Regions from separate parts of the Mus musculus genome. Here all the other regions are linked to region 2. The links are chromatin loops, found by intact Hi-C in ENCODE. Cell type or tissue: left cerebral cortex. All regions are shown on one strand. Region 1 has its middle 21 kb from the start of Gm10336. Region 2 overlaps Ryr2 (ryanodine receptor 2, cardiac). Region 3 overlaps Ryr2 (ryanodine receptor 2, cardiac). Region 4 overlaps Ryr2 (ryanodine receptor 2, cardiac).

Region 1 (8,000 bases), 150 kb before region 2:
GCATGTACCTGCACAGAGTCCAGCGATCATCTCTTTTTAGATAATGGTCATGGATATTGGTTCCACTGATGAAATAAAATGGGAATGCATGGTTGATATACAGTTCCCAATAGTTCCATTAAATAAACATTACTGGAGACCATTGTTTGGGCCTCAACATATGAGACTGAAAAGAAAAATGGTGTCACTCATGCTAAAGTTCTACATCAGCAAACTAAGCTGTTTATCTAACCTTTCCAGAAGTCAGAAGAAATGAGAGGGAACAGTCAAATTCCCCATGGACTGGTTTCAATTTTTATGGTGATGAAACGCCATTCTTTCTAATCCTTATCCAAAAAGAAATGAGCAGAAAAGCAACCATCCCAACACAGAGAATGTTCTGTCTCTGTCCCTGATTTACAAGAGTAGTAACTTTGAAATGACTGAGACACTATGTTCTTTATTTCTTATTTCTCCAATCTTTGTCTGCCTCCTTGTGGTCCTTACACTGTCCTGTGGAATACTGTGTTGTCCACTTCTGGAGGTGAAAAAATAAGGCCAGTTAAGATCTTGAAAGGGAATTGTTGTAATTTGCCCTTTGACACTCCTTATAGTAAAAGGTTGTGATGGCTACTCTTGGTTATCAACTTGGCTACATCTGGAATGAACTAAAACCCAAATGTCTGGGCACAACTGTGAACGATTTTTCCTTAATTAACTGATTTGAAGTGGGAAGTCCAATTATAACCCAGATCTTTATTTCCTTCCTTCCTTCCCTTCCTTCCCTTCCTTCCCTTCCTTCCTTCCCTTCCTTCCCTTCCTTCCTTCCCTCCCTCCCTCCCTTGAACCACTCTGTAGACCAGGCTGACTGCAAACTCAGATATTTCTTTGGTGCTGTTTTCCATGTGCCAAGATTAAACGCAAGCACCATAACTGCCTGGCACTATAATCCAGCTCTTTGAGGTAGGAAGATCCACCTTTAATCTGGGGTGCACCTGCTGGCAGCCCATAGAAAGGCCATGGAGCTAGGCTAGCTCTCTGCCTGTTTCCTCCTGGAGCTAGGCTAGCTCTCTCTCTGCCTGCTTCCTCCTGGAGCTAGGCTAGCTCTCTCTCTGCCTGCTTCCTCCTGGAGCTAGGCTAGCTCTCTCTCTGCCTGCTTCCTCCTGGAGCTAGGCTAGCTCTCTCTCTCTCTGCCTGCTTCCTCCTGCAGGTTGTCTTCTGACCTCCACCATGTGGCTCTGGCTTGTGTACACACACACAATTTTTAAAAACACATTTAAAAAGCAGAATTGTGAAAACACCTTTATGCATTTGTCTGTGATTTTTCAAGACAATGGTCATTTTATTTTCAATTAATTTTTTAACATTAGCATACAGAATTCTAGTTTTTATTATGACATAATTTGTTTTTGTTGATCCTTCTCCCACTGTTTTCTTCCATGTCTAAGTCCCCCTCTGCACCTCTGACCTGTACACTAACTAACCTCTTTTCTGTTTCCATGTTACGCATGCTCCAGGACCTCTCCCTTACTTCTTCAGCCCCTTTCCTTTCTAGCTTTACGACCTATGCCTACATGTACTGTGTGCCCTATGTGCACAGCGGGTGCCTTGGAAAGTCAGAAAAGGCATTGGCTTCCTTGGAACTCGAGTTATGGATGGTTGTGAATCACCATGTGAGTGCTGGGAACGGAACCTGGGTTCTCTGCAAGAGCAACACGTGCTTTTAACAGCTGAGCCGCCTCTCCAGCTCTAAATTTATTTTTATTCTTGCCTGCATGTATGTGCACAGTGTGAGTGCCTGCTGCACTCAGAAGCCGGAAGAAGGTAACAGATGTCCCAAAACTGGAGTTAAAGATAGCTGCAGACAGTGACCCGTGGGTCCTGGGTCTTAAAGCAGGTTTCTTTGGAAGAACAGCCAGGTCCATAACCATTGAGCCACCTCTTCAGCCCTCGGCCACTTTTGATATCTGCATAACGACTCATTTTTCTAAATAATTTTGAAATATTTTACTCTGTGGCGTGATCAGTATTAGTTCTTGCATTTAACAACAGCAAGCCATTGGCTATCTTTGGTTCCTTTTCCCCCCACTGCACTAATCTCTGGGGACACATTCCCTGAAGTGGATTCCAGGCTCAATGTTAGATATGCACCAATGGCTTCTTTATATGTATTTATAACATTTGTTTCATGGGAAAATGAATTCTGAGTCCTTCAAACAGACTTTCAAAATCATCTTACATTGCTGGTTTAAAATTTTGCCAGTGATTATTTGGTATTTATGTTTGTGTTCTGTAAATTTGTGTTTCTGAGTGTAGACATACTGAATTTCTCCGTGTTCTTAGGGATCTGTTTTGTGCTCTCAGCTTTGGAGAGCTTTGCTGTTATTCCCAGAGTGCAGGATTTCTGCTCCCCTTCTGTTCCCAGGACATTCGCAACCTGCAGAGAGTGTTAACAAAGGCATCTAGCTGCATTCGGTTGCTCGGGTGGGGGGGAGGCAATGCCTGCACTAATGTCTTTCTCTAGAACAATCCTGTAGGCGGAAGGAGTAGGAAGCGTTGTCAAGGCTGAGAAGCAGGACACAGCTGCTTCTGAGAGCTCTCTAAGGAGTTGGGAGGTCTCTTGTGGGCTGCTGTCTGTCCTCTCTCAGGTGAAGCCACTGGTTAAATAGATTACTAATGGAGTTCTCCGGGGGAGCAGAGATTGGCTTTTCTCACTGGAGCTAGCTGCTAACTCTCAGATACTTTCAAAAGCCAACTGGGCTGCCAGCAAATGGGTCCAGAAAGAGACTAAAGGGAGGACAGCACCGATGGCCTCCTGATGTCCCCCTCATTCTGCTTTTCCTTTCCTCCCTCTCCCAGACCCACCCCCAAACTGGAAACAAAACAAAACAAAACAGTCTCTTTTTCCTAAAGTGTTTAAAAAATTTTTTTTAGACGATGGATTTTGTGTAGACCAGGCTGACCTTGAAGTCCCTATGCACCCAAGGATGATCTTGAAATCCTAGTCTGTCTACTTCCTGGGTGCTGAGATTATAGGTGTGTGTGCCAGCCTACCCAGTTTATGCTGGGGATCAAACCCAGAGCTTCTTGTATCCAAGGTAAGCACTCTGACAACTGAGCACCATCTTCTCCCCCTTGAAGCTCTTTTCTTTTTCTTTCTTTAAAGAATCAGAGCGTTCCCTTTACGAGGAGACACATGCGCATGCATACACACACACACACACACACACACACACACACACACACACACGCACACACACACACACACACACATTAGAAGACAGCAGTGTACCAGAGTATTCAAGCTTGGCTCAGGCACAGAGAGACCCAGAATGTGAGCATCCACTCTTATATAATCCAGCATAAGATCTAGAGAACATTTCTTGCAGTTTTGCCCACTGTCCTCAGAACCAAAGGCTTATTTATCATTAACCAACCAAACAGCAACAAACACTGATAGAAGACGCTGGGGGAGAAGGAGCCCTTCTGCACTGCAGGGGGGAGTGTGACTGACTGCAGCTGTTAAGAGAGTCAGAATGGAGTTTCCTCAGAAAGCTAAAAATAGAATGACCATTTGATCCAGCTATACCACTCCTGGGGATATACGCAAAAGACTCGAGTCAGCAAATCGCAGGGATTCTTGCAAATTTATGTTTACTTTGGTCCTATTCTAGGTGAACAGATAAAATGTAATATATATGTGTGTGTATGTAGTATATATATATATATATATATATATATATATATATATATATAAAATATATATATGTGTGTGTGTGTGTGTGTGTGTGTGTATGTATACATATGCACACAATGGAGTTTTATTCAGTCACCAAGAACAAAATACTATTTGCTGGAAAGTGGATATACAACTGGAGATCATATTAAGTCAAATAAGCTGGATTCAGAAAGTCAAATAATTTTTTTTCTCCTGTAGAACCTGGGTGATATGTATGTATACACATGAAAGTTGAAGGTGGACTATTTAGGAAAAGGAAGGGAATAATCAGGATGTGGGCGGAGGAGGGTAGGAGAAGGTAATGGGAATACGTCTGATCACAGAACATGATGTTCTTGAACACAAATGTTTCTATTGAACCTATTTTTTGTACACCAAATATACACTAATAAAAAATTAAAATGGGTAGGGAGGCATCTCAGTAGTACAGTGTCTATCTAGCTTTTTAAAGATGCCAGGTTCTATCCCCAGTGGTGTAAGATACATGTAATCTTAATACTTGGAATCAGTAAGCAGGAGGGTCAGGAGTTCAAGGTCAGCCTGAGTTACCAGAGGCTCTGTCTCAAAAGCACCTCTGCCCTGCCTCCCCCAACCCCCATTAAAACACCAGGGTTTGTTTGTTTTTTTAATCTTCTGTCCAAATTGTACCAGTACCTTGTCTCTAAATGAGACTGATGACTGAGAGCAGGGCCTTAGGTGAATAGCCATACTCAGAGAATGAAGTACCTGAGTACCAAGTCTGGTGGTTCGGACTGTCCTTTTATGTCCACTAAGGTGCACTACATGTTCCTCCTCTCTGGAGTGGCCTGGATGTGAGTTACTGCTGCAGTGTGAATAAGAGCTGTCAGCCAGGCACAGTGGTGCACGCCTTTAATCCCAGCACTTGGGATGCAGACCCAGGCAGAGCTCTGTGAGTTTGAGGTCAGCCTGGTCTTCAAAGCAAGTTCCAGGGCTACAAAGCGAAATTCTGTCTCAAAAAACAATAGCGATGGAGAGAGGGGAAGGGAGAGGTGCACGTGTGTGTGTGTGTGTGTGTGTGTGTGTGTGTGTGTATGTGGCGGTTTGGGGGAGGTGTCTCCCATATGCTCACGTATGTGAACACTTGCTCCTGAGATGGTGGCACTGTTTGGGAAGGTTGTGGGCATTTTAGGAGCTGGATGAAGTATATCTCTGGGGGAGGCTTTGGTGCTCCATCTCCTGGCCTTACTTCCTGTTCTCTCTCCAATTCTTGTGAATGGGCATGAAGCTTGACCAGTGTTCTTCCTGCCTGGCAGACTGCTCTCATGCTCCTGCTGCTAAGATGGACTGTGCTCATCCTCCCAGAACGGTCTCTGTCAGGGCATTCTAACACCGCAGTAGAAATGCAACCAGTGCAGCCGTCCACCAATAAAGTGTACAAAGGAATCACCCGGCACCCGAGGAAAAAGCCCCATGAAAGGAACAACGGATATACTGAACTGGCACTCGAGAGCACAAAATTAGTACAATTAGTGGAGGATTAGTTTGAAAAGCTCCTCCCCCAACGGCACACTGGACGCTAGGGACCACCAATAAGAGGGAACACGTGATGTTTATCTTCCTGGATCTGGATTTCTTGGCTATAATCTTTTCTAGTTCCATCTGTTTTACCTGCAAATTTTCTTGATTTTATTTTTCTTTATGACGAATAATAGTCCACAGTGTCTATGTATTACATTATCAATATCCATTCGTCAGTTGAAGGAAATTTAAGTTGTTTCCACTTTCTGGCTATTATAACTAGAGCAACAATGGACGTAGCTGAGCAACCTGAGGAGAAGAATGCTGGAGTCTTTTCAACAGTCTTCACAGAAGGATCTACAAAAGACTCCGGATAATCAAAGCAGTCTTTAGGAAAAACCGTGATAGAGGGATCACCATACCAGATTTCAAGCTGTGTTATAAAGCTATCGCAATACAAACAGCATGGTCCTGGTACAGAAATGCAAATCAATGGAACAAAATAGAAGACCCAGATGTGAGAGTGTGTAACCACACACATCCAATATTTGGCAAGGATGTAAAAAATACACACTGGAGAAAAGATAAAATCTCCAACTAATGGTACTAGGAAAGCCAGGTCTCCACATGTAGAAGAATGTAGACCCCCATTATCTATCACGCTGAACAACAACAACAAAAAAGTTAACTCCAAATGGACCAAAGACTACAAAGTGAAACTTGAAACACTGAAATTGCCAGAAGAAAACACAGGCAGCCATACTCGACAAAACATAGCTACAGGAAAGAAGGTTCCGAAGTAGGGCTCCATTCACTCAGGAATGAAAGCCAATGATTGATAAGCGAACCTCAAAAACGAACAAGCCAAACTGACGAAAGCTAAATGTTATTGTGCAACAAAGAAAATGAGTGAAGAGGAAGCCCGAAGAGTGCGGCAGAGGCTTTGCCATCGTACATCTGAGAGAGGATGATGCATAGCCAGAATACACAAAGAATCCAAATCACAGAGCCAAGAAAACAAACGCCTAGTGTAAAGACTGGGCTAAAGAACTCTAAACAGCTCTTTCTCAAAAGAAGATATAAAAACAGCTAAGAAAGACCTCAAAAGTCTTCAACATTTTTAGCTTCTAGGGAAACGGCAATGAAAACTATTTTGAAATTTCATCCTACCCCACTCTAAATGTCTAAGTTGAGGAGGGGGGAAAAAAAACCAAATTGAAAGCAAGTGCCGGCAAGGATGTTGGGAGATGGAAACCCTCGTTTGTGGTTGGCTGCACTGCAGACTCGTACAGTCAATATGGAACTCTTTTTGGTCAATTCTAAAAAAGCTAAAGGAAGAGAGATACCATATGACCTAGCTATGCCAAGGGAAGAGCTAGAGTGGTGTATATGCCCAGTGGTATAGGCTTGATAGGCTGCTGCAGGGGGATTGCTGTGAGCTTGAGGCTAGGCTGGGCTACTACAACTAAAATCTAAACTAAAACCAACAGAGGGAAAACTGGTCCATGACAACCAATGAGAAAACAGTAAGGGCCAGCACACACACCGGCCATCCCCTCTGCCTCCATAACTCTGCCTTCCTGGACCTCTCTCTCTTCTTAGGCAACTCCTTTGCTATCAGGCACCTACCTCAGTGGCCCACAGTACTTGATGGAGATCCTTCCCGGGCAACTAGAAAGTCTGAACAGGGTGGATTGGGTAAAGTTGCATCCTCTGGGATAAACTGACCATGCTCTCTACCTCTAGGAAATGCCTAACTCTATTCTGCTTTGCAAGGGGCAGGAGCTCAGATTTGCGTTATTCCTGCGATGATCAACCTTGTTTGTCAATCTGATTGGGTCTGAGATCAATTAAGAGACACACCTGTGGGTGAGTATTGCCAGGAAGGATTAACTCGGCAAGGGTGGGGAAGAAGCGGTGCGAAAGACCTTCTAGGCAGCAGCCTGGGTATAAGGAGGTTTGAGGAACCCACTTTCAATCTTTCCAGGTGAGCACATCTACTCTGTTGTCATGGTGGCTGCTGTCCTTTGCTGCCATTTGAAATCAGTTTGTCTTGTCAATGTAAACTGAAGACCATTGCCTCTCCAAGAACACTCCAGTCTTTAAGTGTCATGCTTGGACTGCTGAGACCTCCAGTCTTGGGGACTTGGGGACCAAAGAGCTACCTCATTCTTTGCCTCTCCAGCACATAGGCAGCCATTGTTGAACTATACAGATTGTGTTGTGTAAGATAATCTAATACATCTCCTTTGTAATAATACTTATTCTGTAGATCCTGATCCCGTGGAGACTATTTCTCTCCTGCTCGTTTAATAGAAGGAGTGTTAGGTGTGTGGCTGGGCCTGTGTGCTCTCAGCGGCTAGCTCTGCCTGGCATCCAGAACCCTGAACAAGCTAGAACAGATGGTGGTATGGAGAGGTGGCTCTCCAGTCCTCATCCCAAGACACTTATTGCTGCGGAGCAGGGAAGTGCAACTAAGACAATACTTATCACATACCCACTGGGAACAGAGCTCTCTGCCACTGTAGAGCAAAGACAAATGACTATTCCTGGTCCCCAGAAATGAAAACTCGACCAGAGGACACAGTCCGAACCAGGAAACAGGTCAGCCAGAGCAGAAAGCACATGTCAGACCACAGGTGGGAGCCAAGAGATGGAGGGCAATGCTTCACCCTGCTGGTAAATACTTAATGACAAAATCTTACTTAGATTCCTCAACAACCACATATGCAATTTTAATACTATAATCCTTGCTTTTCAGGATGAGGGAACTAAGACTCTATGAGTGAGGTCAAGAAGTTTG
Region 2 (8,000 bases):
TTGTAACTTAAAATTTTTAGATTATAGTTGCAATAGCCTTGGTTCAAAGGGCCAGAACAAGCCAATAGCGCCTGGCTGGAGAGGGTACCTGGTACTAAGGATATGCAATGAAGTTTTGTTTTTGTTTTTGTTTTTTTGTTTTGTTTTGTTTTGTTTTTGTTTTTTTTTTTGGTTTTTTGTTTTGTTTCCTTATGCTAGGGATCAGGTCCTCTGCCCTGTGCTTGCTGGGTGAACATTTTGCCACCAAGAAACACTCTGCTTTCTACCTCTGCTAACTTTGCTTGTGAGTAAGGAGAGTAGAGCTAGTCAGGCTATCTTCTCTCTTGAGTGCTCTGCCATGCCATGGGATCTGAGAGCAATGGGAGAGTTCTCCTTTGGTTGTTTGGAATATTGATTTAAATTCACAAGGGGCTTTGGGGTCTTCACTTCCAAGGAGACCTGTGAGAACTAGGGTTATCAACTCTGCTCTTGTGTTATTTTCTTAACCAGCCACATAGGAACAAAGTTGCTTAAATGTCTCAAGTTGTCTTTTCATCTGTGGGTTGGTAGAAAACTTTCCGTGGATAGGTCCTACTGACTTCTCTTTACTTTGGGTGGTGACAGAATGTGACGCCTCTGATTGTATAACATGTTAAGACGCTATTAAATTTTATTTTAGTTAGAGTGAAGGTGAATTTATCATTTTCTAAGTGTTGTCTCATTGGATTCTAATTTATTTTTCCACTCAGACAATGAAAGGTCATTTCACTTTTGTCTTGGATGTACAAGCTTAGGCTCTGGTGTGTGAGTGCCATTTTCCTGGGTGAAGTGTGTTTTAATTTCCTACTGGATAGGAAACATGACTAGATTTGCACTTTCACTTTGGTAGATGCATAATAGACTTGTGACATTTGAAGTAAACAGTGGTAAAGTAAGTGATTCCTCCCCGACCTTTAGGAATGCTTTGGGTCCCATTTGTACCTGAGTAGGTTCCAGGCACAATGTGCAGTTTGGTGAACATGCATCCTGCCAAAGCATTCAGCTTTTCTAGCGATTCCACATGGCATAAAATGATATGTGCATGCATGTCTCTGAGATTAGCAGCTCAATACTGATGTGGCTACGGATTAGATACTGTTTTAAATCGTTTATTCATGTATTGAGTGATTGCTGTATACATTCATTATTCTGGATGGTAAGATTCAATCCTCAAAAAAAAAATAGCCAAAGTACTTCTCTTTTTTAAACATTTGTGTATTTCTGTGTGTCAGATGTGTATGTGGTGAGCTCACACATGTCACAGTGCACACGTGGAAGTGACAGGACAACTTGCATGACTCAGTTCTCCCCTTCCATCTTGGGTGCCTGGGGCTGACCTCAGACCACCAGGCTTGGGCAGCTCCTTCACCAGCTGTGGTGTTGGGATGAGGGAGGAGGTGGGTTATGGATAAGAACTTGAGGGTGGTAGCCTGGCAGTTAAGCCCTCTGGGTCCTAGCCACACAGTCCAGCTAAGAGAGGACCTGTGAGCAATGAGAAAATATAGCGAAATTAACAGAAGCAACTTTGTTCTTTACAAGAATATGCCATTCATTTAACATCGCCTTCATAATATCATTAGCAACCCTTTTAATAAATTAGACATGGGAAGTGTGTCTATACTCTCAGCACACAGGAGACTGAAGCCTGAGGGTCATGAGTTCAAGGATGGCCTGGATGACATTGTAATATCTTGTCTTTTAGAAAAAAAAATCTTTACAGGAAACACATGTTTGTTAGGATGCTTTCCTGTGGTGCAGAACATTGGGAAACAAGGAGGCTACTTCCATAGATGGAGGAAACCTCCCTTCACCACCATCATATTTTCATTTTATTTTGTTTTTATTTGCCATCTTAGGTCCTTGGTAGTGACTGCAACATTTCTAAGGTTTTTGTTATCCCATCAGTAGGCTCTCTTAACAGGTATAGACCTTTCTTTTGCTATGAAAAACAACTTACTTTTTTTGTATGCATTTATTTTATAATTGCATATGTATTTATAATACTTAATACATACAACAGTTCCCTGGTCAGTCAGGAAGAGCAGCGCAGCTGACTAAGGAGTGGTCATCAGGAACCATGCTTGGCCATGGGCATCTGTCTCTGACAGCAATTGATTTTGCCATTTGCGGTGTTAGGGGTTGAACCTTTATTCTGTACCATACTCCTCACTGGTACCACCGAGCTACAGCCTCAGCTGAGTTTTGTTCTGGGTATATAATGTGACAGTCACACACATAGAAAGTTCCAGCAATAATGGGTATTTTCAAAATAGAACTTGGAGGGGTTGTAGAGATGGCTCTGTGGTTAAGAGCACTAGGGGCTCCTCTGAAGAACCCAGGGTCAATTCCCAACATCTATACAATGGCTCACAATTCCCTATACATATAATCTCTGAGATCTGACACCCTATTCTGTCCTCTGAGAGCACTGAAGGTGCATGTGGTACCCAGATATATATGCAGGTAAAAATATCATGCATATAAAAATAAAAGTTCTCTCTCTCTCTCTCTCTCTCTCTCTCTCTCTCTCTCCCCGCCCCCCTGGAATTTGAAATTACAGTTTCAAGTCACTCAGGGATGCAGAGATTTGGACAGTTGAGTTGGCACCTGCCTGTAATTCTAGCAATTTGGGAGACAGAAGCAAGAGAATTACAAGTTCAAGGCCTGCCCGGGCTACTTAGTGAGTTCTAAGCTAGCAAACCAAGCAATGTTTCTAAGAGGCATAGAGACTGTGTCAGGCCCGTGCTGTGGAGCTGCAGGAGGAAGCAAAGGATGCAGACCTAGCCTGGCTGTGCTCGGCAGTGGTTCTGGAGAGCAGATTCCTCGTAGGCGGAGGGCCGTGTGGCAGTGGGGGCGGAGAGCTGGTGGAGGTGTGTGCACGACACCATTGATTCTCCATCTGTGTTCTGAGTAGCTTTCATTCCTGGAGGTTCCAGAAGGTATTGATTGTGGTACAGAGGAGATGGAGGCAGATGGTCAGGTTTTTCTTGAACATCAGTTCTTCCTCCGTGCAGAAGAGGTCTTAAAATACTTGGCTTTGAAATGTCAGCAGCAGCATGAATGATGCCACACAGTCCTTGCCAAGGAGTAACACAGACACTGAGCTCTCTGGAGACAGGAGACCTTATTTCAAACCCTGTTTATTGCCCATCTCTGAAAACCCATCACTGCTAGACTGCGTCCTCACCTCCACCATGTTCATGGAGAACTGAGGATTGAACCCTGGTGCATGCGAGGCAAGCTCTCTACCAACTGAGCACATCGCCAGTGCATTACGGCTTCCTAGAATGCATGGTGGGCCCCTCCAGAGTTCTCCAATTGGCAGAGCAATGATTTATTGTCCCCCTTCCCATTGCTCACTCCCCTTACAGTTTGCTAGAACTCCTGTCTTGGTGCCCAAGGCAACCTTATGTTGAGAGTTTGACAGTTAGCCATGTTGTACACTATCAAGATATCAAGTGTTAAGTGAGGACATGTGGGGATCTCTGAGACTCTCTCCTCTGGGCCTTGCTACTCCCTCTGGTTTCACCAGGATGCTTATATGATACAGTATAATGCTTCCAGATGGGCTGCAGTAGATCCGTGTGCTCATGTCCTGAAGCGTCAGAGTCTTGTACCGCACACTGAGTAATGTGTCTGTTTGCTTCCCAAACATGTGGGGGGTTATGGTGCTCTGCAATTACCTACAGTTCCTTTGCTCCCCGTGGCTTTCTCTGCTTGGTTCCCAAGAGTCCAAAAGCAAGAATGTGTATGTGCATGTATGCCTGTTCATGTGCTTGTGTGTGTCTGTGTATGTCTCTCTCTGTGTGTGTGTCTATATCTCTATGTGTCTCTGTGTGTGTTAGAAAATCAGTTACTCTTTTTTTTTTTTGCTATAGTGTTTATTACTTTAATACTTGGGAGGGCTAATTATTTCCTGAATAAATTTTATATTGTTTTGGAGAAACAGTGTTCTGAAAGGGAGTTTGCACTTCTTATTATGTGTTTACTAGATGTTGCTGTGTATATCTGATAGTTACTGTTTGCTAAGCAGTCTCCTTGGCTGTGCCTTTAAAAATACTTAAAAGTTTTGAACGAGAGTGGCAAATTAATTGGAGTGCCTGCCTTCAACGATGGCCCCTCTCACCAGTAGTATGTGGGCATAATTAAATTACAACTTAATTCTTTCTGTTAGGAAGAACACTTTCCCTTTAACCAGGTCCTCAATGTGCAGTCATAAAAGGTAGATTTAATTAGTGAGCTCTTTCTCTAGGCTTTGGATTTTGTTTGCTGCTGGGGAAGGGGGATCTTTCTGTGCCTCTCAGTCCTAGGTCCTGGAAGACATCTTTCTCTCATCATGTCATTTTTATGTTGATGTGAACAAATACTGGACAGAAGCAACTCAAATGAGGAGAGGTTTATTTGGTTTAAGGGGATACGTCAATCATAGCGGGGGAGGCATGGAGGCTAGGGTTTGGCCTGTAGTCCTGGGAGCTTGTAGGTTACATCTTGGTGTATCAGGAAACTGCCAGGGCTTGTCAGCAAGCAAGGCCTGGGTTGTAAATTCACTTCACTTTTTCCAGTTAGGCCCCACCTCCCAAAGATCCCACAACCTTCCAAATAGCGCCACCAAGTGGAGAACAAATGTTCAGAAGCAGGTGCCCGTGGGGACATTTCTCATTCAAATCATAATACTTATCACAGGAACAGTGTGAAAACCTGTTGCCACCCTGGAAAAATATCAACATGTCATTTCTAGAGCCTACAAGATGGATGTAGACCACTGCACAGGCAGGCAGAAGGATGCAAGCTTTAAAACGGTTACCTTTGTTTTTCACCGCCTGTTTTCATTTTGGGTTTTAGAGAGGAAGCTCACATCTCCAGGGTCACACAGTAGGGCAGAGAGCATGATTTCATTAGGAGAGGAAAGACAAATTGCCAACAGCAAGGATATTCCTACCCACTCCACAAATGTGTCTGAATCATTGGTGCTTGCATACTTCTGCAGATTCTGATTCTATTCCTCTCCCCCCCTCCCCCCTCAATGTATGTCTGATAGTAGAAAGATTAGGAACTGTGGTCTCTTATGCTACAAAAGAAGACTGTGGTCTCTGAGGTTGTGGGTGATGGAAGAGTTAATACATGGAGCCCGGCTTTGCTGTTGCTGATAGAATCATTTGTCTGATGCCATGCATCGGGTTCAGGGTGGTGGATGGTTTTGTTCAAATACTCAGGATGTGAAATGGTGGAACATATATCTAGAAGGATCCCAGCAAAAGCTTGCAATATGAACTCTGGTTCATTGTTGATCATTATGGTCATGGTATAGCCCACTGATGCCCACAGTTACTTTGTGAATGTTGTTACCATCATCACCACCACCGCCATTAGTATTAAGGAATAATTGCTCTGACTTTTCAGTTGTAAAAAGGGGTAGGGGGCAGAGAGACTAATGTGGAACCAGATGGCTTGGTAGAACTGTTCTCCTATCTGCAGCTTTTCTTGTCCAAACAGTGATGGGCATAGATCTGAATTGAAGACTGTGCTCCAAGCTTTGGGCATGTTGTGCTTCATAGCTAACCCCTCCATTGGGTTTGGAACAGAAGACAGTGGATCTGAGGTCCAGCATTATCTGTGTAACTTTATAAAACTGCACCCCCAGCCTGATTTGCCTGCTTCCTGTTATGATAACTGAACACCTGATCAGGTAATTTATGAAGAAAAGATGTTTAAAACATGGTGTTCACTTCTTGCATGTGGTAAGTACATTTCTTCTGGTTCGTGGTATTGTAGAAAGTCTACATGGAGAGACAGAGAAAGCTTGCTTTTATGACAATATATCTCCCTCACTAACCCAGGAATCCACCATTCAGTCATGAGAGCAGAGCTCTTCTGAATCAATCAACCCTCAGCCATTCCAGTTGGTGCCTCCTCTTGCTACATCACAAGGGAATGAAAACCTCGATGATGCCCTTGTTCATCAACAGGGAAAGCATTTAGCCACTTCATTAGCCCGGAGGAGACCACAGGGGATGCATGCATAGCCTTAGAAGGGCCTCTGGGAGAGCTGGGTCAGTGGCATCCTTTCATGCGGTCTGATTCCTCTTCTTCCTGGTGTAGCAGATTTCCACATAGGTGGGTGGGGAGATAAGTGTGTGCACAGTGTCACTGTGAATGTCTGTCTGCACATGGACATGAAAAGAAAATCTTATGCCTGATTTTAACTGCCCTGCTGGAGCTGTTGAACTACAGGATAGAAACATTAAGAAAGAGTTTGTCCTTGGTGATAAAAGATGAAGTTACTTAAATAAAGTAGCTTACTTGAGAGAAAAACAGCTCCGCAGATTCCTGATTATTCCATGTCATGAAAGTTTTTAAAAAAGTTTTACTTCTCCTCATCCCATCTAGCTCAGCATCTAGCAGAAGTATTTAATGGAGTTGCAGAGGCGGGTATTTATACTAACAGTGGCTTGGGGGTTGAAGTATCTTCAGTCTTAATCCGTCCTCAGATCAGTGCTAGGGAAACAGATGACCTCTATGGATGCTGGTGAGGCCTGGCTTAGGTGCCATGGTTGATCTGATTTCTTCAGTGTCCGACATCTTCACACTCATTCATTCTCCCTAATGTGGGCTCACTTCCTATTACATTTTCATCCATTTTAAAATATATTTCTATTTATTTCTTAAGAGTTTCATACACGTGTACAAGGCTTTTTGTTTGTCTTGCTTCTGAGACAGGGTCTTCCTCTGCAGCCCTCTCTGGCCTGGAGCTCTCAGCAATCCAACTGTCTCTGTCTCCTAAGTACTGAGATTAAAGGTGTATACCTGCATGCCTAGCCCTATGTAATACACTTTGATTGTATTCGTCCCCAAATCCCTCCCTCAGAGTCTTCTCTGCTACACCCCCCATTCCTTTTACAAGTTTATATATTAAAAATAATATACTTAATCTACTTTGTGATGCCAATATGCTCATGGGAATAGGTATAGGCTGTTATGGCTCATGCCAAGGTATAGGACTATCTATGGGAGCACAGGCAATCTACCAAGCATTATACTCCTGAATGAAGTTGACTCTCTCCCTCCCTCAGCAGCTATCAATTGGCAGGGTAGGGGGTCTCATGAGCCCTTTCCCTACCCATGTGGAATTCTGACTGGCTTGTTCTCTTGTAGGCCTTGTGCAGGCCACCACAGCTACTGGGAGTCTGTACATACAGTGGTCCTATCATGTCAGAAGATTTCCCAGGAGTCCTGCTCAACCTCTGGCTCTGATAATCTCACCCACTCCTCATGATGTTCCCTGTGTACCTTGGGAAAGGGGAGCGATAGAGAAGTTTTGTTTCAGGTGTTTATGAATCCTACCTCCCAACTCCCATAGCTGCTTTTCATTCTGCCAGGTTCTCCCTAGGGAATCTGGGCCTGGGATGCCATTTTCTGTACGGAGACTTCCCAGATCCCACTGTTCACTCTCTCGGTCCCTCTGCTCTTCCTGTGATACCTCAGAGAGGTATCCTTAATCCTCTGCTTTTCCTTGAGGCCTCCTTTGAGAGCTGAGGCTCTCACATGCACTTCCCACTTCTGTGTCACACAGCAGTCAGCAGAGTTGGGGGACTCTTAATTTGTATTCAATATTCAGGAGCGACTCCAGGACGAGGCTCTTTATAAATATTCCAGCAGTGGCACAAGATCAGAACTAAGTAGCATCTTCAAAGCACCGAGAAGGGTGAAGGGATCTGAGATGCTCAGGATCTGGTTTATTCACATTGATCAAGGAAGGATAAGGACCTGGGTGCTAGCTAAGGTTTTCTGTTTTCAGTCTTTGGAGATTTATTCTCTAGATTAGTTATGCCATCCTGAGCAGTAGTTGTCTCTGATTGCAGAGCTTCAGCCTTGTTAATAATGTATAGCTGCCTAATGAATCATGAGCTCATGCATAACACTTGAATATGCAAATTTATAATACCCAGACACCAGAGGCTCATAGTTTTGTGTTTATCTAAAAT
Region 3 (8,000 bases), 87 kb before region 2:
GGGGACTGAGGTACTGTGCCTGCCTGTAGGGTTTTTTTTTTTTTTTTCTTTCCACATATAAAGTCATGTTAACTCAGTGCCACTTAGCAGCTGCCTGTCAGCCAGAGCGACACCTTTGATAAGTGGGGCTTGGGTAAGGTCTGGCAGTCCTAGGCTGAGATTCTTCTTTTAATAAAACATTGGTAGGTTGTTGTACTGATGATAAATGACCTTGAAGGAGTAGCATTGTGAAGAAGGGTGTGTGTGTGTGTGTGTGTGTGTGTGTGTGTGTGTGTGCCATTCATATCTGAAAGGAAGGCTTCTTTTTCTGAGCTTGTGATTCTAAAACGATAATTCTCAAGTCTTTCTCCAGCTCCCCCGTCTGCTGCCCTGGGTCCTTCCCATTTTATTCTTTAACCTGAGTATGTTGATGGTTCAGTGATATTAATGAGGTTAGCAAAGGCAAGCGTGCCATCGCTTTATTATCTTCACCCCTCCCCACCCCCGGGGACAATTTTTAAAATGTGAAAGTGTCATTGTGAGTTATTTCATTTTGTGTTTATTTATTTTTGTTCACACTTGATAGCCTGTGAACATAGGGTGCTATGGAATATGTGGCATAGGATGAATGACATAGAATTCCTGGAGATCCTGTCTCACTCTTCAGAGGGCTGAGATTATAGGACTCACCATACCTGGTTTCTTTTTTTTTTTTCCTTTTCTTTTTAATTAAAAAAAAAATTCCAGACTGGCTTTGAACTTGCTTTGTAGCTAAGGCTATCCTTGACCTATTGATTCCTCTGCTTCTCTCTCCTGAGTGCTGGGATCACAGGCGTGTGTTCACAACGGGTTGATACAGTGCTGAAAGAATGAATGCAGGGCTTTGTGTGTGCTAAGCACATCCCAGCTCCTCATTTTGTTTTTTTTTAAAGGCACATGTACCAAGGAGCATTAAGACTGCATATTTTGACATACTAATTGTAACTGAAATCTTTCTGAGAGTAATAGACAGAGCTGTTGTACATTAAAAAAAAAAATCAGTCATGGGGATATTGTGGCTGTGCTGTGCACCAGGCATTTACACAACTGATTAGCATACCCTGATCATTATCATGTCAATTGGGCTTGGATTCTGCGTTCCAGCACACTGAAGCATCTCTACCATCCACAGCTCCTCCCCTTTTCCTTTCTGAGAGAGGTCTGAGATGGTTGCTAAGGGACATAGAGGTGACATCTTTAATGGAGCCTTTGCGTGAGTTGTGTCTTCTCTGTTTCTATCAGGGATGCCTTCATTTTGAGGGTTTTGTCACTGTCAGCCTAACATCCGTCCAGTTCTCTTTTTCTTTATTGCTGGTTTTGTTGTCTGCCAAGATTCCTTCCCAGCAGGTGATAGGTGGCTTCCCTACCAGATGGAGACAGGCTCCCTCTGATCTGTTTATATTTGCAGGGGCTGAGAAAATGCTTCAGGTGTGCCTAGCCCTTGAGACAGATGAATCATCGTATCATAAAATAAACCTTTAGCACCTAATGAATTTGCCCACCATGTCCAGACACATGCATGATTTGAGATGCCATGGCTTCTTTTATCTTAACAACTTTTATGAGCTTGCCAACATAGCAATGAACTGTAATTTGGTATTTAAAAACATAGATTATTTGTTTTTCTTAAAGCTTTATTTATTTATTTATTTGGTGTGTGCATGTGCGCGTGTCTGTGTGCGTGTGCATGTGCGTGCGTGTGCGTGCGAGTGTGTGCGTGTGCGTGTGTGTGTGTGTGTGTGTGTGTGTAAGTGAGCATGCGCACATGCTCGCATGCATACATACGTACTCTCTGGTGTTCTAGTGGTGATCAAGGAAAAATTTGCAGAGGTTAATTCTCTCTTCTTATCATGTGGATCTCGGGAATTGAACTCAGGTCGCCAGGCTTGGCAGAAAGTACAGTTACCTGCGGAGCCATTCATTGCCAGCCTAACGCTTTTTTTCCTCAAGCAATCTTGTACAATTTCACAGGTGCTATTAAGATACGCCTTCAACTTAAGAATATATGCGTTATTAAATGGCCTTGCTAGGGGTTATGTTTTCAGTCCTTTGCTTTGTTTGTTTGTTTGTTTTGCTTTTCATCATTGTAAGTATAGCTGAACTACTCTGGTCACACACTGGGTCATATGGTTAGTATTAAGCACACAAAGAGACTTTAAGTTTGGGTCCTGGCTGCAGGGATCGTTCTATTAGGAAGGCTGGAAACCTTTGCCGGAGGAGCTCTTCCTGGGAGGATTCCCTTCCCTGCTCGTCCATCTTGCTCCTGAGTGACAAAGAGCATCTTAGGAATTGCCAATCAGTTCATAGCGGTAAAAAGAAACCTTTAAGGTCAGCGATGAGCACGGCGAGGGCTGGTGGTGGCAATGGCTCACAGTGCTTTGTAGAGGTCAGGAAGATCGCTAGCATGAAAACAGTACCTCGCAGCGGACAGGAACCCCAAGCTTTTCCTTTGACTCCAGGAGTGTCAACGGAGAGGATCTAGCCAGCGGTGGGCATTTGCTTTCTTGGTCTTGAAACTACAGATAGCTTGAGATCAAAGTACACCAATTGCACTTTCTCAAGGAACTGATGGACCCCCTTCCTCAGAGTCCAGGACACGTCATTAGATTTTAAAAGAAAACCAAAAGCCGAATCACTTAGAAGTCAGTGTGTACATTTTGCAAGAAGGGCAGGATCTAAACTACCCAGAACATTAATTTATTTGACATCCTGCCTTATTTGTGCTTTGGCCTTTGATAACTTTTAATATGTGAGTCAAGACTGAATTACCTAAAGACAGATGATAGCCAGGGCCACCTGAGTGGCTGCAGATAGTGTCTGAATGGGAGAGAGGGGCGATAAGGCATCCATCTGCCCCCTGAGACTCAGGGGGAAGTTCTGGTGATGTAGTAGCTTGTTTGCTAGGCACCTTCTGCATGTATGCCATGATCTTGGGTGTTGAAGAAACATTTGCAATAAGCAGAGAAAGGCTTCCCTTTTATTATAACTGTAAAAGATTTCAAGGCTGACTGACTAATCAAAGAGAAAAACAGCACGTAGACCGCCTCCCTTTAGTCTCAGGTAGGTTGAGCCTCTGCCCTCCTCCTCCAGTCATATAGAGAATGAAATCGAAGCCTTGCTCGAGGTCCACACATCTGCCTGGAGTTCTTTCTGTCCTTATCTTGACCTTGTCTGTATCCCTTCCCATTTCTACCCCTTGTCCTTCCCGCCTGTTTCAGAAAGAACAGTCCCCCGCTTCCTTTCTGAGCCACAGTCTGCATACATCCTGAATCCTGGTCGGGAGCCGGCTCTGTTCTTTGCTGCTTGTCCCTCTCCGCATCTCTGGTTTTCTTGTCATCTGTTCATCCCTCCCTCTTTGGTTTGACCCTGATGCCCCATTTTACAGCCTCACTCCGCCAAATGTGGCGTCTGCTCCTTGTCTTCGCCTCTCCTGGACACCTGGGAACCCCTGCTTCCCAAACCTCCCCTCCCCTCTTCTGATGCTCCCCTGAAACTCATTAGGAAGGTGCTCACCTGATCCTCTGTTGTGAAGCTACTTCATGTGATCATGGAAGCAGGGCACACCCTGCTGGGCTATTCTATGGTTTTTGAGTGTGCTTTTGGGGCTCACTTTGTTATCCCCAAAGATTTTGTTCTGCTTCTTCTGTGCCTCTTCTGCCTTCATACTTTTATGTGTGTCTCAAAATCTGGGATCTTGGTGGGGATGAAAAATCACAACTTCGTTCAGTCCTGAGGGCCAGAGCTGGAAGGGGTCTCTGTGTGCTCCTTACATTAAGGGCACCGATCTTACATGCAAGGGAGTCCGTCTAATTTCCTTCTGACAGCCCCACCTATTGATACCATCACTTTGAGGGCTGGGATTCCAACATGAATTAGAAAGGAGCATAAAAGACCAGAGAACCAGCACCTTGCATTCCAGCCTTCATTACCCCTGACAAACACACCGCTTTGAGTCCTCCTTGCCATTTGGTGAGGGTTTCCTCCCCACACCTCAGTTAAGAGTCCGAGTCCTCCAAGGCTCACTTTTCCCCTTCAGGCACGAGCTTTTATGCTCTGCCTTCTCACACTTTGGTTTACTGTCTCTGTCCTCCACAGGCTTTTCTGAAATCACTCCAGCTAACTTAAGTTCACTCTCTGATGTTCCCTCACCCCCGAATCTGTTATATACATTTTTTTCCCACTTATCTAATGTTCTATGGGAAGAATGGGGCTGTGTCGGGTTAACATTAATATTAATTTCCCCGGTTAACATATTAGCTATAAAGGACAGGTTTGAGGGAAGTCTATGGCAATTACATTATCAGGGCAAATAGGCAATAGACCCCTCCCTCCAGTGTGAGAATCACTTAGATGTGTGCTCTAGTAGAGGTGATATCCCTGTAGAGACAATGGCCTAGGAAGTCTGGTGGGTGAGATGAGGCCAGAGGACGCAAGCATGGCATGAGGGAATACCATTCTGAGAGTGGCAGGGCCAGAGGTGTCAGGGTTGAGAACACACAGTGTCCATGTGCTCCTTTGAGGACATCCAGGGTACCCTGAAGACACATCTGAATCATTCTAGACATTGATGGAAGTTCTTCTGGTCTCACAGACAGTCTCAGCCTAGAGGAATGCCGGCCCACCAGTCTGGTGTGTGCTCAGTCAGGGGCTGCCGATGTTTTATGGCAACCCCCACCGGATGTTATTGCCTGTTTTATTTCCTGTAGGCCTGTATACATATATATGTGGTTACATGTACATGAGTGTGTGTGTGTGTGTGTGTGTGTGTGTGTGTGTCTAGGCCAGAGCTTAGCCTCAGGTGTTAGTCTTCAGGAGCCATTCACTTTGTTTACTGAGACAGAGTCTCTCACTGGAACCTGGGGCTTGCTGATTAACCTAAGTTGGTTAGCCAACAAGCTCCGGGGATCTTCCTATCTCTGTCTCTGCAGCAGTGGGATTACAAATACACAACACCACACCCGGTGCTGGGAAGTCAAGCCCAGGTCCTCCTGCCTAAGTCCTTCTCTCTTTCTTTAGAAGTCTCCTCCATGCCATCAAAAGTGCATATTTCACATGACTTAACATTTGGTGAGAATGTCCACCACACAGTAGGACCCTTGTTCGATGTTGGTCGACTTGCTCTGACTCTTTGAGATAAGGCTGGACGGTCCACACAGAGATGGGTGATTTCTTGCAAAATGCTAGGTCCTTTAACTCAGTGGTCCTATGACTTGACTATGAAATCTTACAAGCTCATGCTTTGAATGTGTTCCTTACATAGTGGTGCTGTTTGGGGAGTGGAACCTTCAGCACATGGGCTTTTTGGCAGAAGTGGGTCCCTTTGAGACTGCAGCTTAGCCTGGTTTCTGCTAGTCTCTGTTTCTTCATCTGTCATGATGAGACTATCTTCTGCCACCTTGCCACAATGGGCAGAGACTCTCTTAAGCTGTTTGTATCAGGTAATTGAGTTTCAGTAATATCAAAGTCGCCAAATGCAGGAAGCAGGTACTTAAAGCATGCTTTGTTCATTGCATTTTGTCAGGTACCTATGAAGGGCCATGGCACTATGGGAAGACATGGGCCATGCAGTGTAGGAATGGTGGGACAATTGGATCTTGTACATACAAGTGGGAGCCATAAGCTCTTCTTGTGAGGACTGTAACCTGTGTGCTTTCATCAGGGACAGAAGTGGTGAACATGGCCTTGATCTTGACCAGATGGAGCTAGGGGCAGTAAAAGCATGTTGTAGTTCACATTAAACATGACAACACAGAGGGAGCCTCTCTCTCATAGGAGAGAGAGGACACTTTTACATGTGTCACTGAGGATAATGCCACCACTGGGCATTATGACTGGCTCCCAAGTGCTAGTATGCTGGTTCATGGGAATGTCTGGAGAGGATTTCATCTTGAGTCACAGACAATAGAAAGCTGCCATTAAATGTCTTTAGTGACTGTCAGAGAACTGTGAGTGCCCAGTCACACTGCTGTCCTCTTGGGGACACTCCAGAGCAGTGTTGTTTTCTGCAGATGGGGGCCATTCTTGAGTGTGGACCTCTTGTTCTAGTTGTGAGGGACCGAGTCACCCAAGGCAGCCTGCAGAAGCTGTTCCATTGAGTCCGTCTTCCACAGAAGAGGACAGCAGATGTGTGAAGGTGAAGAGATGACTGTGCTGTGCTGTTTATCATGCATGATGTTCTGGCTGCCTGCCCGCCATGTGTACTACATGGTACCCCGTGCTTAGACACAGATATCTCTGCCATTATCCTTCCCTTCAGAGTCTGGACTGTTTCTCTTGGGTGGGGTAAAGAAGAAGGGGAAATCAAATGTTTTTCTTTGTAGAACATTGGAATGGAGACTGGGAACAGATGCTACAACTGAAAAGGCTGGTGGGGAGAGAGGGACCTGATCCCCTGTGTGCCATCTGAGACTTTGTGGGGGAAGCTGAAGAATTTTCTATACCAAAGAATTTTCAGGCTGCTGAAAACGAGCTTCAGGGATCCTGATCCAACTCTACAATTTTACCACGAAGGGAAATGGAAGGACAAAGATTTTTGGATCCATTTATTCTGCTCAGACATGAGAGCCATAATTCATCTGATTCCTGGAACAATTCATTTAGTCTACAAAATTGTTAATTGCAGGTCTACACCTCAGGAAACTGAGCTGCAGAGGCTGAGCTGACTTGCTCAAGGGCAATTTATGAGTGAGTGATGTTGGTGAGCTAGGTTCTTCCAGATGCCAAATCTTCCTTCCTCCTCACCCCTCCCTTCTCCTCTCATCTCTCCTCCCTCCTCCTCTCATCTCTCCTCCCTCCTCCTCTCATCTCTCTTCCCTCCTCCTCACCCCTCCTTCTTCCTCTCATCTCTCCTCTCTCCTCCTCACCCCTCCCTCCTCCTCTCATCTCTTCTTCCTCTTCCTCACCCCTCTCCTACCTCCTCCTCACCCCTCCCTCTTCCTCGCCCCTCCCTCCTCCTCTTTCCATCTCTTCATTTCCCCTCTTCTCTCCTTTCTTTCCTGTCTGTTCTCTATCCTCATCCCTTTCTCTGCCTAGAAACTCGTGGAAGCCTGACGTGTATACATAGGAAGGAGTGATGACTGTGCTCTCAGCTCCACTCATCCCTTAGTGCTCTCTCTGCCTTTCATTGGCCTTTGAGTGGTTTAAAACCCCTGGAAGTTGTAGTTATGGTTCTGGAAACTCAGACTGTGTCTGGGAGATGCACTGTGGGTCTGGCCGACCTGGTACCTCTTGCACTTTCACCTCCTCATCCTAGAAGCTGCAGACTGTGTTTGGGGGTGCTGTTGCCGTCTGGTGACCTTGTGCTTGTGGAGAGCATCGGTTACTTGGTGGACTTATGGAGTCACATGCTTTTAAAGCTCTCCTTTCGAGCTGCTGTGACACCATCTTAGTCCTTTCATCAAAGAGGTGAAGCCCTGGTCATGAGCTCATTTTGTGTTTGTTTGAGTCATCTTGTGGCCTCATTAGTGAAGTGATGTTTCATATCACCAGGGTATCTCTAAAGGGGTGGGACGTGGTAAGTTTGGGTGAGGAGAGTAAAGGACCGGGGAGGAGAATGTGAACAAGGGCTGTGGTGGTATCTTGTTGGCTTCCTTCTCCCCAGGAATACTTTCTCATCATGCTCTCCTCTGTGTCCTTCAGACTTCTGCCAGTGGGTGCTGGGGACACAGCTTCTCTCCCCCCACCCCCACCCCCACCCCCACCCCCTTGCAGCTTAGGAAAGTGGTTGCTGATCACGACATGACCCATCCCCTGTTTGCTTCTGTCCCTTGCTTCCAGCCCATTTCTTGGCAAGTGATCCTTTCATTAGACTGTTTCCAGTTTATCCCACAAGTGTGCCCGCTCATTCCTTGGCAGAGCCCTGATGGAACAGGCAGAGGACACAAAGGGGGCATGTTTGGGAAATAGACAAAGTGATGGCATGAATCATGGCAATTGCAGAAGGCAGGGAACCTTGAGACCAAGGCCAGGGATTTTAAATTTAT
Region 4 (8,000 bases), 120 kb after region 2:
AAGAACTCACCTTTCTAGGGGAACCCGCCCAACAGAATTAACTTAAGGGAGGGACAAGGAAATGCCTCCATCTCGACATAGAATCCATTCTTTCCTGTAACTGTCAGGCTTGGTGGCAAGCATTACTTGCTGAGACATCTCAGTGGCCCAGAATTATTAACGTTTGTTTGATTTTATCCTGACTGCAATTTTCTCTCTCTCTCCTCCTTTCAGTCCCTATATGTATGTAGCTATATACACACATATATATACATATATGTTCACATATATACATACATACTAGCATCACTTACTGGCCACAGTACAGCTAATCCAACAATGGCTGGCTGGGAATGGAAAGTCCAAGAATCCAGGAGTTGCCCAGTATATAAGGCTGGATATATCCGCTGATCTTATATAGACTTCTAGCAGAAGGCATGGGCCAGAATAGAATGAAAGATCTGGGTTAGATTGATGTTCTCCCAGCTCATAAGATCTATATTAAAGGCATGCCTTCCTACCTCATAGATCCAGATTAGATGTGGATCTTTCTAGTTCAAATTAAACAAAAATCCCTCACAAGTGTGTATCCACTTTTGGGTTATACTTCCCAGTGTAATTGACAGCCAAGAATGGCCGTCACACTCTTTTACATTACTAACAGTTAAAGAGAGCAAGGCTAAGCTACTAACTCTCACAATAGTGAATGTGGTCCCTGAGTGACTGTTCCTGGCTTTGAATTGGGGACAAGACTGAACATAATTGTGTGTGTGTGTGTGTGTGTGTGTGTGTGTGTACAACCAAGTGCTATCAGCATAAACATTGTGATTTTACTTGGTTTTCTCCTGGTAACCATTTGTGTTTCCCAAGAATACCACCTAGAGTCTCTCAGATCTATGGTGTTGGATGACCACAGGGGATTCTGTAGAATTCAGTCAGCCATTTGTCCAATGTCATCACCTCTGTCTGTGTTAAGTGAACTTCTCTCCCTGTTTTTATGTTAGTGAAGGTGTGGGCAGTCATGCCTCAGCTCTTGCTCTGTCAGGAGGGAACTTTTCCATCATCTGTGAGATCTGAAGGAACTGAATTAACCCTAGATAGTGCATGACTGCCACATGTAGTTTTACACCCAAAACCAAAACTTTGTGTTTCCATGTAAACAGTTTCTTAGTTAGTGTTACTGTGGCTGCAATGAAACACCAAGACCAGGAGCAACTTTGGGAAAAAAGAGTTTATTTCATTCACAGTTCAAAAACTGTAATTATCAAAAACAGTGAGGGCAGGAACTCAAGCAGGTAGGAACCTGGAGACAGATGCTGATGGAGAGGCCATGGAGGAGTGTTGCTTACTGGCTTTCTCACACAGAAATGTTCACCATGCTTAGAGCATTCAGTGGCTTTTCTAGCCCAGAGTTTGAAAGTCCTTCCACACCATCTAAAACCTACTACCAGAACAGGAAGTGGGTCAGGACCCATGCGATGTGCCCATGCTCTCTCTAGTGAAATTTTAGTTTATGCCCAGAGAAATTTTCACAAGTGAATTTAATTCAGTTTATCTTTCATTATATGTATTTTAGGCATAAACTCAATGTTCTCAGCACTGAGAGAGGGTATGTCTTTCAGTATCTTTCTGACTCAGTTGCCTTTCCCACCATGCCATCTACTTTTAAAAGATCTTTTTCTTAGTTGATTTGGTTGCTGTTGTCTTTGCTAGACTTAAGTAGAGTTTGGACGGGTATCAAACTAATACATCCATTCCTCTTGTTATAATGCATTCTGCTTTTTTTTCTTGCCGATGAGTGACCACTTTGGAATATCTTTAATGCTATAATCACCTGTTATAGTTACAACTTAAGCCAAGTTATCCAAGAGATTTGGGGGAAAAAAAGAAGGTTGTCTTGATAAAACCAGTCTTTCCTGCTTTTGGCTGTCTCGGGAAAGCTGAGTGCTGTTCATGTGTGCTGTTCTTCCTTTATTCCATTTAGTCTCTTCTATTCCATTGCACGGTCAGGTCTTCCTCCCACTCTGTTACTTTTCTTGGTGTCATTTAACCTGTGTATTCTGACAATCAGACCTGAGCAACTCTGCTGGACACTTGTCAAAACACTTGCTGCCACTGTAAATTAGTTAACTTAGGGAACTGGTCATAGCAAACTGGAAAATTCCCAAACCTAGCTCAATTAAAATCTACAAGAAAAATGTTGGATGTTTTTGTTTGTTTCTTTCAAGAATAACATGAAAATTATTTTCCCATCCCCTTATTGGGTAATATTACCATTTTGATCTCTATTGCTGTGATAAAACAACTGGGGAGGAAAGCTTAGTTTTATACTTCCAGGTCATAGTGCATCACTGACGGAAGTCAAGGTAGAACCATAAGGAAGGCTACTTATTGGCTCACACTCTTTTAAGCTTAACTAGGTTTCTTATACAGCAGGACCACTTGTTTAGGAATAATAGTAGTGACTTGTCCTACTGCAAAAATTAATGATCCAGACAATCCCTCATAGACATACCCACAGGCTAGTCTGACCTAGGCAATTCCTCTGCTGAGGCTTCTCCGCTAAGACTCCCCTAGGCTGTGTCACTTTGGCAATGAAGGCTAACCAGGACATCTAATATTGTCAGATAACATGAAGGTATATAGTTTTTGGTTTTGCATGGAAAGTAATTTTCATTCTGTCATTCACCACTAGTATCAGTTACATTTTTTTTTGTAACTATCTGCCTCTATTTTCTAAGTGAAAAATAAAGATTATTTTTATGTTTTCTTGGACAGTTCTGTACATTTATACATTTAAGTCAATTTTACCCCATTCCTATACCTTTCTTTCTTACTGAAAACCTTTTCCCTATATCTATGGAAAACTTCTTCCAACAGGGGACTAAGTGGTATACACATATACACACACACATATATACACATATGTATATATTACATATGTCTACAGATACATATGTACATTACATGTATATTTACACACACACACACACACACACACACACACACACACACACACACACACTACCTTTGTGTGTAGTCCACAGGGTTTAATTAGATTTGCTTGACTAAGCAGGGGTAGAAGGTTATTTAATGGATGAAGGGCAACTTACCCAGTGGCTACACTACTGAATAAAATGACACCCTCCCCCAAATCATTGACTGTCATCAGTATTCCTTCAGGGAGGGGTGGGGCCTCATGGATCCCTCCCTATCCAGAATGAAATGTTGATGGAGCCAATCCTATGCAGGTCTTGTGCAGAGCTGCACAGCTCTGGGCAGGTTGAGTATAATGACCGTGCCATGTCCAGAAGACATCTTTGTGTTTCATAGCTCCTCATCCCCCAGCTCTTACGCTCTTTGTGTCTCCTGCCTCACCACCATGTGTCCTGAACTCTGGAGGCAGGTGTATAACTGTTCAGAGCTGGGCATACCGCCATCACTTATCCTTCCACTTGGACCTATTATGGTTCTCTGCCTGCCTTACCTGCTGCTGCCTGCAGTAAGCTCTTTTGGTGACAGCTCAGAGCAGCCCTAATCACAGTGGGAAAGGAGAGCCAGGAAAGAGTGAAAATTCTTTAAAGATTTCCCTTGGACTCATAATATTGAAAATGAAAGACATCACTCAGAGAGGAATTTCCATTTATTTATACACACATTTCTGTTTATGTGTGGTTCAGAGAAATAGCTAATATTTACAAAAATGTTCCCTTGATTGTCTCTTGGGGATATGGAAATATGTCTATATTTCTTAATATGTTTTAGATCTGTTCATAAGAACTTACTTCAGCTCTAAGTTTGGAAGTCAAACAGTTTCCCTCTTCTTGAATGTTTATCATCTGTATGCCCTCCCAGAAACGAATCCAGGAAACTGGAGGACATCTGGTGAAAACAAGGAAAGATGCATGTGTAATGTGCTCAGAAGGGGAAAAAGCTCTGAAAGAGTATGCGAGAGGAGCCCTGTTGCAAGAAAAGGAGAAATATTTTGCGTGCCTCTTTTTGAAATGCATCTCCCATCATAGGCAGCATCTAACAGCCTGCTTCCTGTTCCTGGCATGAAGGACGCAGGGCTCCATGTTTCAGATTCTCCTAACCAGGCTCTTCTTAACTGCCAGCTTTACTAAAATTAGAGGAGTTGTCTTGTATCACTGCATTTACACCAAAAGAGATGGAATGAAGGGTTTTTTATTTAAGCATTTTCAGAGAATAAATGGAAGATTATACTGCCTTCTCAGTGCTTGGATGTTGTACATTGTCAGGGCTTTCAGTAGTGTGGCATGTTTTCACAGAAAACAGCTGAACTAATGTAAAGATTCCTTTTGAAAGACTTTGCTTGCTATAGCGTTTTTTTCTAGCATGTAGTTGAATATAAGTTTTGTTGCAACAGCAGTGTGAATTTTCTGCTTATTGTTGGCATAGCTCCAATTAGAACAATGCAGTCTTGATAAATATGTCATTTTAAAATCTAAGTCCTTGAAATGATCTGTATTTAATAATTTTCTCTCTTTTCCTTATGTTTCCACAGAAGTTCATGATGAAGGTGAGGCTCTGATCCTCTGTTGTATATGTTACAGTTTCTGTCTTAGTGTGGGTATATGTGATGGGTCACATGTCTTAGTTTGGGTATTTGTGATAATTCATGTGTCTTAGTGTGTGTATATGAAATACTCCTACATTTTGTTTTGTTTTGTTGGTTTGTTGTTGTAGTTGTTGTTGAGACAGAGTTTTTCTATGTAGCCCTGGATATCCTGGAACTCACTTTGTAGACCAAGATGGCTTAAACCCTGAGATCTTCTTGCCTCTGCCTACTGAGTGCTATGATTAAAGGCATGCACTATCATGCACACCTGTATTATTATTTTTTATGTATTGTCATAGGCAATATCCCATAAGTTTTAAGGTAGTTTTAATATATGTGATATTTCATAAGTTAAGATGGTTATATGAATTTTATTTATGTTTGGGTCCATAATAGCCTTCCTTTAAAATTTTTAAATGAAATAAAATAGTAAACATTTAAATGTAAATCACCTGTTTTGATTTTATAACTGAAACAACTTTTGACATCTTGGGGTTATAGAGCACCAGGTTCCTTTTAGTCACCTTTAGGGATTTCTTCTTTTTATTCTTACCTGATTAGAATGCTCCCTTTGTAGGGATGCTGGCTCTTTGCCTTTGGAGGACACTTGTGTGAATCTAGTAGGAACTTACATTGGGAAATTAGAAGAAATTCCATATTGGTTACTTTTCTGTTGCTGTGATAAAACCCTGTGACCAATTTACAAGAGAAAGAAAGAGGGAGGGAGGGAGGGAGAGAGAGACAGAGAGAGAGAGAGAGAGAGACAGAGAGAGAGAGACAGAGAGACAGAGAGGGAGACAGAGAGACAGAGAGACAGAGAGAGAGAGACAGAGAGAGACAGAGAGACAGAGAGACAGAGAGACAGAGAGACAGAGAGTTCATTTTAGCTTATGGTTCCAGAGGGTTAGAGTCCATCACTGAGGGAAGACATGCAAAAGAGAGTTCATTTTAGCTTATGGCTCCATCATGGCCAGGGGGATGGAGGTGAGATGGGGTGAGGAAGCATGACAAGCAAGTGGCAGGCATGGTGGCAGGAGCAGAGACTTGGGAGATCATATCTCAACCATAAGCATGAAGTAGAGAATTAGCTGGAAACACAATGAAGCTATACGCTCTCCAAGCTTGCCTCAAGTGACATACTTCCTCTGGGTGTACCGTTGAAACCTCTTCCAACAGGGGACCAAGTGATCAAATACCCTAGCCTAGAGACACTTCTCATTCAAACTACAGGCACCCACCACTACATTTGTTCTAGAAATGAAAATAATTCAGGCCTATTTTATTTCCCAACTAAAGTAGAAAAGTAGAGGCTCTTCAAGAGAGACATTAGGAGGGTAAGCCCAGGGTAGTGCCCTGAAGGAAGATGTTGGATACTGCAAGAGGAAATGAAGTGGAAAATGCTTTTGTGGTTTCAGCCACATTATCATATAATATTCAAGAAGCTTGATGTTTTATTGTAAAACCTCATAAGCAATAAAGACATTTATTTGTATTCAGTTAGTAAAGGCTTAATACAACCTATACCTGGAAAGAAATCGTTCTGAAAGACAGAAACTTCTAGAAATGTGAATGGAAACTTGGCTATAGATTGAAAAGGAAATAAATGAAATATATTCCTCTTGCCCATTCATTGACTGAGTTAGTTAAGGCTTTCATGCCCATTGCGAACCCCAGAGCATTGTGGCTTTTCCCAGGTTAGCCCTATTAACCAATAGTAAAGAACCTGACACTGTACATCAGACAACAGAGCCCAGATTTATTTCTTTGAAGCCACTGCTCATCAAAGATGTGAGGCATTTTCGAAAATTCATGTAACTCAGCTCTTATTTTTCAGAAGAAAACATTAGTTTAAATGATAAGCAAAGAATGCTATGTGCTTTATTACATATATCATGACAAGTGTTTGGGTTGTAGAGATATGATAAGCACAAAATATGAATATATGCCATTTCCTTGCAGATATTAATTAACAGTGAACTTGGGTTGACAATTCAGATTGTTTTTTTTGCTGAATATGCATTTACTATTTTCATTGAATCATTTACTGCTTACCTCAGCCCTTAAACAATGCTGTATCCTCAGGGGCATACAGTAATCAACCAAATCTGTTCATAGCTCCTTTGAAGGAGCTGATTCATAAAAAACTGTGCAGATAGAAAAATGAGGTCAACTAGTTCACTCCAGGTGTTATGCCTCAATGATAGAACTGTGCTCTGATTTCTGTTAAGTGTGAGACATTGGATAGTGAGGCAAGTTTAGTGTCTCAGGAAGCAGGCCACATGCATGCAATTAGAACAGTTGGAGTCACTTAGTAGGAAGAGATTGCTGAACATGATCAGTTCCTATTTTTTCAGCCAGATGAATGCCTGTTTGTGATTGCTGGTGGTGAGGGTCATGTGGCGGTGCTGTCTAAAGCCTGGTAGTTTGTTCAGGAGACTTGTGGTCTCCACACCAGCAAAAGTGAGAGGCCAGCCCTTCACTATCAGGTTATTACATGCTCAGTGTTTGGCTGGGTTGGACAAACCATATTTCATGTTGTGAGGATCACTCTTGATATTTTCATGGGGTTGTAGGACTGTCAGAGGATTCCTGGTAGCTAGAACCCACAGATGTCTAGAAATGTCACACCTCACCTGGCCTTGATGCCCCTGTGTGCTGGGTGCTACTCATCTTTACCTTCAGCCATTCTTAGGTAACAGGGAAAGATGGACATAGAGACATTTCTCTGAAATTTTTTTCTCTGTGAAACAACTAATTTTTCTCCGTTCCAGATGTTTAATATTTGTACTTATACTTAAAAGCTTCTCCACTTAAATATCTAGACACTGTGAGAGAAATCTTACCACAGATTCTCCTTGCTGTGTATCATCTGTTGCTGAGGCCGTTGTCCTGTATCACAGGATTTGTAAAGTCACATGACACGTGACAGCCCCCAAGTGCTATAGAAGTTTTATTGAATAGGATTTCCTGCCCCTCCCCATCTCCTCCCTTTGCTCTCTTCACCACCTTCTTTCCCTGTTCCTTACTTCTCTTCCTCCCATCCTTCCTCTCCACTCTGATCGCCTTCCCTGCTTCTTCTTCTCTCCCCTCCTCCCTCAGAATCACGCCCAGGGCTTTCATGTGGTAGCAGTCCTTACCACGCTACCACTGAGCTACTCTGCAGTTCTGATGTCTCTCTTTCTCTCTCTTTTCTTTTCTTTTCTTTTCTTTTCTTTCTTTCTTTTTTTTTTTTTTTTTTTTACAAAATCTCATATAATGACAGTTTGGAATTAGGCTAGTAGAGAGTTCCACAGAGAAAAACTTCCATGTACATCCTGGTTTCTTCTCACACAACTTCTAAAGTGACGTATTACAGCCATCTTCAAAATGTTTAAACATTATATAGTTAGTGAATTTAATGGCTGCAATTATCAATAATATAAAAGACAGATTAACGAGCCAA

What was found. Peaks named below come from ENCODE experiments on the same cell type or tissue, not always from the same donor. Only the 100,000 strongest peaks of a DNase experiment are listed, where the experiment ranks them.
Region 1: it touches region 2 in a loop (3-fold over the local background); 3 of 42 quality-filtered maps call a loop at or near these places.
Region 3: it touches region 2 in a loop (2.5-fold over the local background); 3 of 42 quality-filtered maps call a loop at or near these places.
Region 4: it touches region 2 in a loop (2.4-fold over the local background); 2 of 42 quality-filtered maps call a loop at or near these places.

What each region holds. Positions count from the first base shown.
Region 1 is chr13:12,161,151-12,169,150 of GRCm38, reverse strand. No RefSeq gene overlaps it. Among named protein-coding and RNA genes, the nearest start is that of Gm10336, 21 kb to the left of the region's middle. In left cerebral cortex, no CTCF peak of the experiment used is centred here; DNase peaks (open chromatin) are centred at 1,678, 2,491 and 3,290; H3K27ac peaks cover 1,578 bases.
Region 2 is chr13:12,009,121-12,017,120 of GRCm38, reverse strand. All of the region lies in intron 1 of Ryr2 (ryanodine receptor 2, cardiac), which reads left to right. Among named protein-coding and RNA genes, the nearest start is that of Ryr2, 94 kb to the left of the region's middle. In left cerebral cortex, a CTCF peak has its summit at 4,644 (motif pointing left); DNase peaks (open chromatin) are centred at 2,924, 3,586 and 6,075; H3K27ac peaks cover 3,415 bases.
Region 3 is chr13:12,096,573-12,104,572 of GRCm38, reverse strand. The region is part of intron 1 of Ryr2 (ryanodine receptor 2, cardiac); the gene reads left to right. Among named protein-coding and RNA genes, the nearest start is that of Ryr2, 6.4 kb to the left of the region's middle. In left cerebral cortex, CTCF peaks have their summits at 41 and 3,577; DNase peaks (open chromatin) are centred at 6,483 and 6,669; H3K4me3 peaks cover 1,368 bases; H3K27ac peaks cover 897 bases.
Region 4 is chr13:11,887,353-11,895,352 of GRCm38, reverse strand. Ryr2 (ryanodine receptor 2, cardiac) reads left to right here. Exons shown (of 105, transcript NM_023868.2): 5 at 4,505-4,519. Among named protein-coding and RNA genes, the nearest start is that of Ryr2, 220 kb to the left of the region's middle. In left cerebral cortex, no CTCF peak of the experiment used is centred here; DNase peaks (open chromatin) are centred at 3,391 and 3,956; H3K27ac peaks cover 1,297 bases.